Regions from separate parts of the Homo sapiens genome. Here region 2 is linked to region 1. Evidence: chromatin contacts called from ENCODE Hi-C or POLR2A ChIA-PET data. All regions are on one chromosome and are shown on one strand. Each heading gives the region's core, a stretch centred on a gene start or an enhancer-like site at or near the end of the contact. The rest is flanking DNA. Distances are from core to core; before and after follow the strand shown.

What was found. Hi-C counts contacts between places; a loop is a spot of excess contacts on that map. ChIA-PET counts read pairs that join two places held with the same protein, here RNA polymerase II (POLR2A). Pooled maps may share reads with other maps.
Region 2: a map of PC-3 shows a loop between it and region 1 (2.2-fold over the local background). The contact joins two enhancer-like sites. A Hi-C loop is called at or near these places in 8 of 168 maps with a recorded cell type or tissue (B cell, CD4-positive, alpha-beta memory T cell, CD8-positive, alpha-beta T cell and 5 more), 12 of 37 single-sample maps with no recorded cell type and 15 of 50 pooled maps. POLR2A ChIA-PET finds 5 or more read pairs at or near these places in 16 of 52 experiments (A549, A673, BJ and 12 more).

What each region holds. Positions count from the first base shown.
Region 1 is chr1:28,970,773-28,974,570 of GRCh38, reverse strand. All of the region lies in intron 1 of EPB41 (erythrocyte membrane protein band 4.1), which reads right to left. Among named protein-coding and RNA genes, the nearest start is that of EPB41, 58 kb to the right of the region's middle. Within about 2 kb of position 2,255, at least 3 of the 41 ENCODE cell types and tissues checked have a DNase peak (open chromatin) inside an H3K27ac peak, as active enhancers do.
Region 2 is chr1:28,931,358-28,934,886 of GRCh38, reverse strand. The region is part of intron 1 of EPB41 (erythrocyte membrane protein band 4.1); the gene reads right to left. All of the region lies in intron 1 of LOC124903886 (a long non-coding RNA gene), which reads left to right. Among named protein-coding and RNA genes, the nearest start is that of EPB41, 19 kb to the right of the region's middle. Within about 2 kb of position 1,451, at least 3 of the 41 ENCODE cell types and tissues checked have a DNase peak (open chromatin) inside an H3K27ac peak, as active enhancers do.

The DNA.
Region 1 (3,798 bases), core at 1,006-3,505:
CAAAATATATTTAGAACCAGTCTATTTTTCAGCTTCTCTACTGCTTTTATGTTTGTATGAGTCTTCTTCACTTCTCACTTAAATTACATACTAGAATGATTTGAATTTTGCCTACCTCACTAACCTCTACCCTTGGAGGTTACCCAATTTGACAATAGTTCACACACTAAAAAGGATCTTAAGTCCTTGACAGAACATGCCCCAACAGAAATGAAATTCTAAAACAGCTTACAATCTTTATCTGCATTTCTAGACTTATAGTGACCAGAGCATTCCTATGCTAAGTAGTGGGGCTACTCTAGTAAGAAAGACAAACTTAGTCTCTGACCTCCTGGATTTGATTCTCTATCCAGAAGACTGTGGACAGTAACAGCCCCTCAGTTCTCAGTATTTATATTGCATCTTAAATCTTACATTCGGTTCTGAGCAATCTATTTTAGAGAGAAAAAATCTGTCAGAGCTAGAAGATAATGATGCAATTTGAAACCACGTCATAAAACAAATAACTGAATGATATTGGGACCTTTAGCCTAGAAAAAGAGAATTCAAAGCAGGAAAATGATTGCTGCTCTAACAAATTTCAAGAGCTGCTGAATTTCATGTGACTCCTAAGGGCAGAATTCATTAGCCCACAGAAATTACAAAGACATAGTTTTCATCTAAATAAAGTAAAAGGAAGAAATTGCTAATAATTAAATGAGCTGCTTGGGAAGAGTGAGATTATCATCAAAAATATTCACTCAAGCTGAATGCCCATCTGTTGTAGATGCCAGAGAGAGGATTCTTCTAGTACGTGGGTCCTTACATTAACTGAATTCTCAGGTCCTTACCAATGCTAAGATTTTACAAATAGGAAGGAAGAAAGAAAACAAATGGGGTTGGGCACAGTGGCTCACAGCTATAATTCCAACACTCTGGGAGACCAAAACAGGAGTATCTCTTGAGACTAGGAGTTCCAAACCAGCCTGGGCAACACAGCAAGATCCTGTTTCTAAAAAAATAAAAATAAAAAAAGTAGCCGGGCATGGTGGTGCATGCCTGTAGTCATAGCTATCTGGGAGGCTGAGGCAGAAGAATTGCTTGAGCCCAGGAATTTGAGGCTCCAGTGAGCTATGACTGCACCACTGCACTCCAGCCTGGTTGACAGAGCAAGACCCTGTCTCTGAAAAATAAAAATAAACAAAAGGGACATTAGAATAGTTATACAATGGATTATTTTTTAAAGGCTATATTATTTCTCCCCCACCCCCAATATCCCCAAGGACACCAGAGAAGGGCTATATTATAAACTCAAGAGTCACCATTTGGATTAGGAGAATAAGGGGGTAAAAGCAAAAGTAAAGGATAATAGGCCCTTTTACTTCCCTAGTCAGAGGACAGAAACTAGTGACATTCTTTCAGACAGAAAGAAAATATGTTCAAGTATGAAGGTTTCAAAACTATGCTAGAAAACAGCTTCTTTCCTGATAAAAATCAATCCCCCAAAACCACAGGAAAGTATCTTTCCTTTCTAACTCAATTTAAGTACACTAATTAGCACCTCTAGAATAGGATAATCACCAATGTGGTCTTTGGATGAAAATGGTAATTTAAAATTTACAAAAGAGTTTCTTCAGAATTCTTCCTCTATCCTCTTGAAATTATTTGAATGTTAAATTACTCTTTATGAAGCCTTGCAGTGGCTCACACCTGTAATCTCAGCCCTTTGGGAGTCCAAGGTGGGAGGATTGCTTGAGCCCAGGAGTTTGAAACCAGCCTGGGCAGCATAGTGAGACCATGTCTCTACTAAAGGAAAAAAAAAAAATTAGCCAAGCATAGTTTCATGAGCCTGTAGTCCCAGCTCCACAGGAACGTGAGGTGGGAGAACTGCCTGAGCCCAGGAGTTGGAGGCTGCGGTGAATCATGATCACACTACTGCACTCCAGCCTGGGCAACAGAGCAAGACTCTGTCTAAAAAAAAAAAAACTGCTTGCCATACTGAGTGAATCAGGAATGTCACTGAGCATGATCATGCTGTTTTCAAAAACTTGGTTTTTAATTTAAGTCATTTCTATGGTGACTAATACCGCTGAATCAACTCATTCAAAGATATTTTTAAATAAACAAACTCTTACTCATCTTCTTCTAAGAAGATGAAAACACATTCTTTACTTCTCTAGAGAATTCAGGCATATACTTAAAAGATGTCTGGATATAGTCTAAAAGTGTACCACCTGGGCCCAGGCCCTCCCAGAAAATACACTACTGGATCAATGATTACTGAGCATCAATGAGGACAATGTGAAACAAAAAAAATTCATCTCCACCGAATTGAGTTTTATTTCTTTTAAGTGTCAAAGTGGGCTGGGTTTGGTGGCTCAAGCCTGTAATCCTAGCACACTTTGGGAAGCCTAAGCAGGCAGATCACTTGAGCCTAGGAGTTCAAGATCAGTCTGGTCTAGACAACATGGTGAAACCTTATCTCTACAAAGGATACAAAAAATTAGCTGGGCATGGTAGCGTGCACCTGTAGTCCCAGCTACGGGGGCAGGGTAGGGGTGGGTATGGGGTGGTGAGCCTGAGGTGGGAGGATCAGCTGAGCGCGGAGGTCGAGACTGTAGTGAGCTGTGATCGCTGCACTCCAGACTGGGTGACAGAATGAGACCCTGTCTCAAAAGAAAAAAAAGTGTCAAAGTGTATTATTTTAGCCATTCTAGATGGAAATCTTTATGAAATGGATTATATGCTTCCTTGTTTCATTTTTTAAATCTATAGACCATAATTGAGTCGTTATTGATTTAGTCATCATTATGAACCTGAATTACTACGCAGTGCTAATGTCCTCATAGGCTACTGAAGTCTATAGTGATGATTAGCTCTTTCAGAAAGATATCTGAATACTGTGCTTTTTTATTTTTTGTATCTGCCTTTATTAGGTTTCCTATTTGCTCATTTGAAGAGTTAACTCACATTTCTTGCTGATGTCAAAGTGGCCTGCCAACAAGCATCTTCCAATGTCTCTTCTTCTAATCTGTTATTGGCTAATCTACATTGATTCAGAAACCAGATAGCCAAGTGTGTTAAAATTTTGTTTAAAGAGTAAATGCAACCGGGCGCGGTGGCTCATGCCTGTAATCCCAGCACTTTGAGAAGCCGAAGCCAGGTGGATCACTTGAGGTCAGGAGTTCAAGATGAGCCTGGTCAACATGGTGAAACCCAGTCTCTACTAAAAATACAAAAATTAGCCAGGCATGGTGGCAGGCGCTTGTAATCCCAGCTACTTGGGAGGCTGAGGCAGAAGAATCACTTGAACCTGGGAGGCAGAGGTTGCAGTGAGCCAAGATCGCGCCACTGCACTCCAGCCTGGGCGACAGAGGGACACTGTCCCAAAAAAAAAAAAAAAAAAAAAAAGAAAGAAAGAAAGAAAAAAAAAAGATTAAATGCGGCCGGGTGTGGTGGCTCATGCCTGTAATTCCAGCACTTTGGGAGGCCAAGGCAGGCAGATCACATGAGGTCAAGAGTTCAAGACCAACCTGGCCAACATGGTGAAACCCTCTCTCTACTGAAAATACAAAAATTAGCTGGGCGTAGTGGCACGCGCCTGTAATCCCAGCTACTCAGGAGGCTGAGACAGGAGAATCGTCTGAACCTGGGAGGTGGAGGCTGCAGTGAGCCGAGATCGCACCTTTGCACTCAGCCTGGGCGACAGAGCAAGACTCCATCTCCAAAAAAAGAGAGTAAATGCTAAGGAAGAGTAAGACTAATGCTTCACATTACTGGACAACTTCAATGCATGGATTTTATGAAATCACTTCTAGC
Region 2 (3,529 bases), core at 202-2,701, 39 kb after region 1:
GTGCTGGGAGTACAGGCGTTTGAGTCACCGTGCCTGGCCAGATCTTGGTTTCTAATGCCATTATCCAATAAAAGGAATGGGGACTCCTTGGAGAAATGACTGATTCTAGGAGCCGGGCAGGAAATATGCAAGATGAGCCTGGAGCATTTTGTAGTACCACAAAGTAGGAAAGTATTAAAATACACACACACACACACACACACACACACACACACACACAATGTCAAAAGAACCAGAGGCCAACCAAAAGAGCACCTGATGGCCAAAGCTGGAACAATTTGAGCAACAAAATAAATGAAGTAATACTGGATTAAAACCCAAAGTGTAAAATAAATATCCATATCAGTATGACTCCACACTGATATAAATGATTGAACAGATGAGGAAAAATAAAGTCTCTGATGCAGAATTACAAATAATTTGTGTAGATATTTTGCCCTCAAGGAGGTAGAGTACAACTCTCCACTCCTTAGGTGTGGGCTATGCATAGTGACTTTCATCTAAAGAGTACAGTATGGAAAAGGGGGGAAAGTATCTTTACAGCAGAGAAACCTGATAAACTACCTTAAGACCAAGGTCAACATCAGTAGTGATAAGTCATATTGATAGGATGTACCCTTGATAGGAAGTAATGAGAATGATACTTTACCTCTCTGGGTCTTCCTCCCAAAAACACATTATCAAGTCTAATAATGACAAAAACATCACACAAATCCCAACTGAGGCAATCTTACAAATATCTGACCAACAACCCTCAAAACTGTCAAGATCATCAAAAACAAAGCAAGTCTGAGAAACAATCACAACCAAGAAAACTGTAAGGAGAAATGAGTACTAGACATAATGTGGTATCCTGGATGGTATTCAGGAACAGGAAAAAGACATTAGGAAAAAAACCTGAGGAAATCTGAATAAAATATGAACTTTAGTTAACAATAATGTATCAATATCAGTTTACTAATGTTAAAAATATACTATACTAATATATTAATAATAGAGGAAACTGCAGTGTGGGGTATATAGGGACTCTGTACTATCTTCACAATAAATCTGTAAATCTAAAACCGTGTGTGTGGTTTTTTTAGACTAGGTCTTGCTTTGCCCAACATGACATACTGAGGACACATCACCTCTGTATTCTTCCCAAAAATCTACTATCTAATCGTGGAAAAAAATCAGACAAACCCCGACTGGCATTTTGTAAAACACCTGGCCGATACTCTATGAACGCATCAATGCTATGAAATGCAAGGAGATACTATCACAGATTGGAGGAGACTAAGGAAGACATAACCACTAAATGCAATGTGATAGCCTAGATTGAATCCTGGTCATCCTAGGTGACAATAAATTATGACTTGTGAAAATCTGAATAGGATGAAAGTTTACCACTACCCTAACCACAATAGAAGAGAGTTCCAAATCCAATCACAGTGCTGCACATCAGTTTTGAAGTCAGCTAAACATTGAGTCTTAGCACCCTCAGTTACTAGCTTCATGACCTTAGATAAGTTACCTCTCCCAGTCTGACTTTATGATTCATAAAAGGAAAATACCACCAGCTAAGGTGTGTTATTGCTGTAAGAATATTAAGCAAAGTGCAGTAAATCTTACTTATTTCTCTCTTCCTATCTTTTCTGCTTTTTGAGCAGAACAAGACAGACTCAAAGACAAATGTTGCCATCTATTTATCATCAAAATATAGTGAACACGGCAAATATGTTTGATCCAAAATGCTTTTCTGTTGCTGCCCTTTATTGATTCAAGCTCAAATGTTAAAGAAAAAAATACATAAAGACAAAACTTTTTCAAAAAATTAAATATACAAACTAAATATACCAAATATATTCAACTCAAATATATTCACAATACTAACAGTATTGGGCTCTCAACATTTAAATTGTCAACTGAGGTATTTAAAAATCTAACAAAATGTCTATACGTGTCTTTGTAAAACAAGAAAATCCTGGAAAAAAGCTTTAGTTCTTCGGTCACTAACTACTCATATTTCTTTGTTCTACTTGTAAACCCTTGACCTCCAGAAAGCTACCCCAAAAATAAAACAACGAATAATATTAATGACAAATATCAAGGCCATACTATCACAGAGCAAGTTTGCTTCTAAGTGATTTGCAGAGCATATGGTCTTTTAATATTCTACTTGATTTTCACTACCAAAAGAAGAGATGAAGAGAATTAGAGTTGACATGGAAGAGAAAATGTACTGAGAGCCTGACAAAACAAGAATATCTAGTCTAAAACTTAACAGAGGAGAAAGATCTTAGACTGAAAATATATAACTAGTTTGGCCTGTTTTTCATCTCCACATTAACAATAACATGAATTATTTGGGAAAAAAAAGATATCTGCTTTTTTTTTTTAAAGGAGGTAGGAGAGAAGCATAAAAAAAAAAAAGGAGAAAAAGCAGCAGCTTTGGCTCCTGGAAGAAAAGATAAAAATATAGAGGCCAGGCATGATGCTCATGCCTGTAATCCCAGCACTTTGGGAGGCCAAGGAGAGTGGATCACCTGAGGTCAAGAGTTCGAGATCAGCCTGGCCAACATGGCGAAACTCCATCTCTACTAAAAATACAAAAATTAGCCAGGTGTGGTGGCACCCACTTGTAATCCCTGCTACTCAGGAGGCTGAGGCAGAAGAATCACTTGAATTCGGGAGGCGGAGGCTGCAGTGAGCTGAGATAGTGCCACTGCACTCCAGCCTGGGCAACAGAGCAAGACTCCATTTCAAAAAAAACAAAAAACAAAACAAAACACTACAAGTTTCTAGTTGAACATTAAATCCAAGAAAATGATTCACATGAAGCAACTTATAATAACCAAACAATTGCAATAAATGCTTAAAATATAGACTAGGCATATTACAACCTCTTGGTTCATCTCTTAAGATTACTTACTATGCAGAAGTAGATTTACTGTTAAAATAAGCTTAAGCTCAGGGCCCTCATTTGTACTGGCCCCTGCCAAGGCCACCAAGCTAAAAGGAAGACTGAATTATCTTTGTGCTGTCTCTATTGAAAATATTACAAAGTCATTGGTCGGGCGCGGTGGCTCACGCCTGTAATCCTAGCACTTTGGGAGGCCGAGGCGAGTGGATCATGAGGTCAGGAGATCGAGACCATCCTGGCTAACACAGTGAAACCCTGTCTCTACCAACAATACAAAAAAAAAAAATCAGCCAGACGTGGTGGCGGGCGCCTGTAATCCCAGCTACTCGGGAGGCTGAGGCAGGAGAACTGCTTGAACCCGGGAGGCGGAGGTTGCAGTAAGCCGAGATCGCACCACTGCACTCCAGCCTGGGCAACAGAGCGAGACTTTGTCTCAAAAAAAAAAAAAAAATTACAAAGTCATAATATAAAACTCTTTAGAGGAGTATGAAGCCAAAAATACAGAAAAAAATGAACTATGACACCATATCAGTTAATTAAAATGTTAAGCTATTTTTCTAAATTTTGTGATATTTGTGCTATTTTTCAGCCTTTTTTTTTTTTTTTTTTAATGACAGAGTCTTA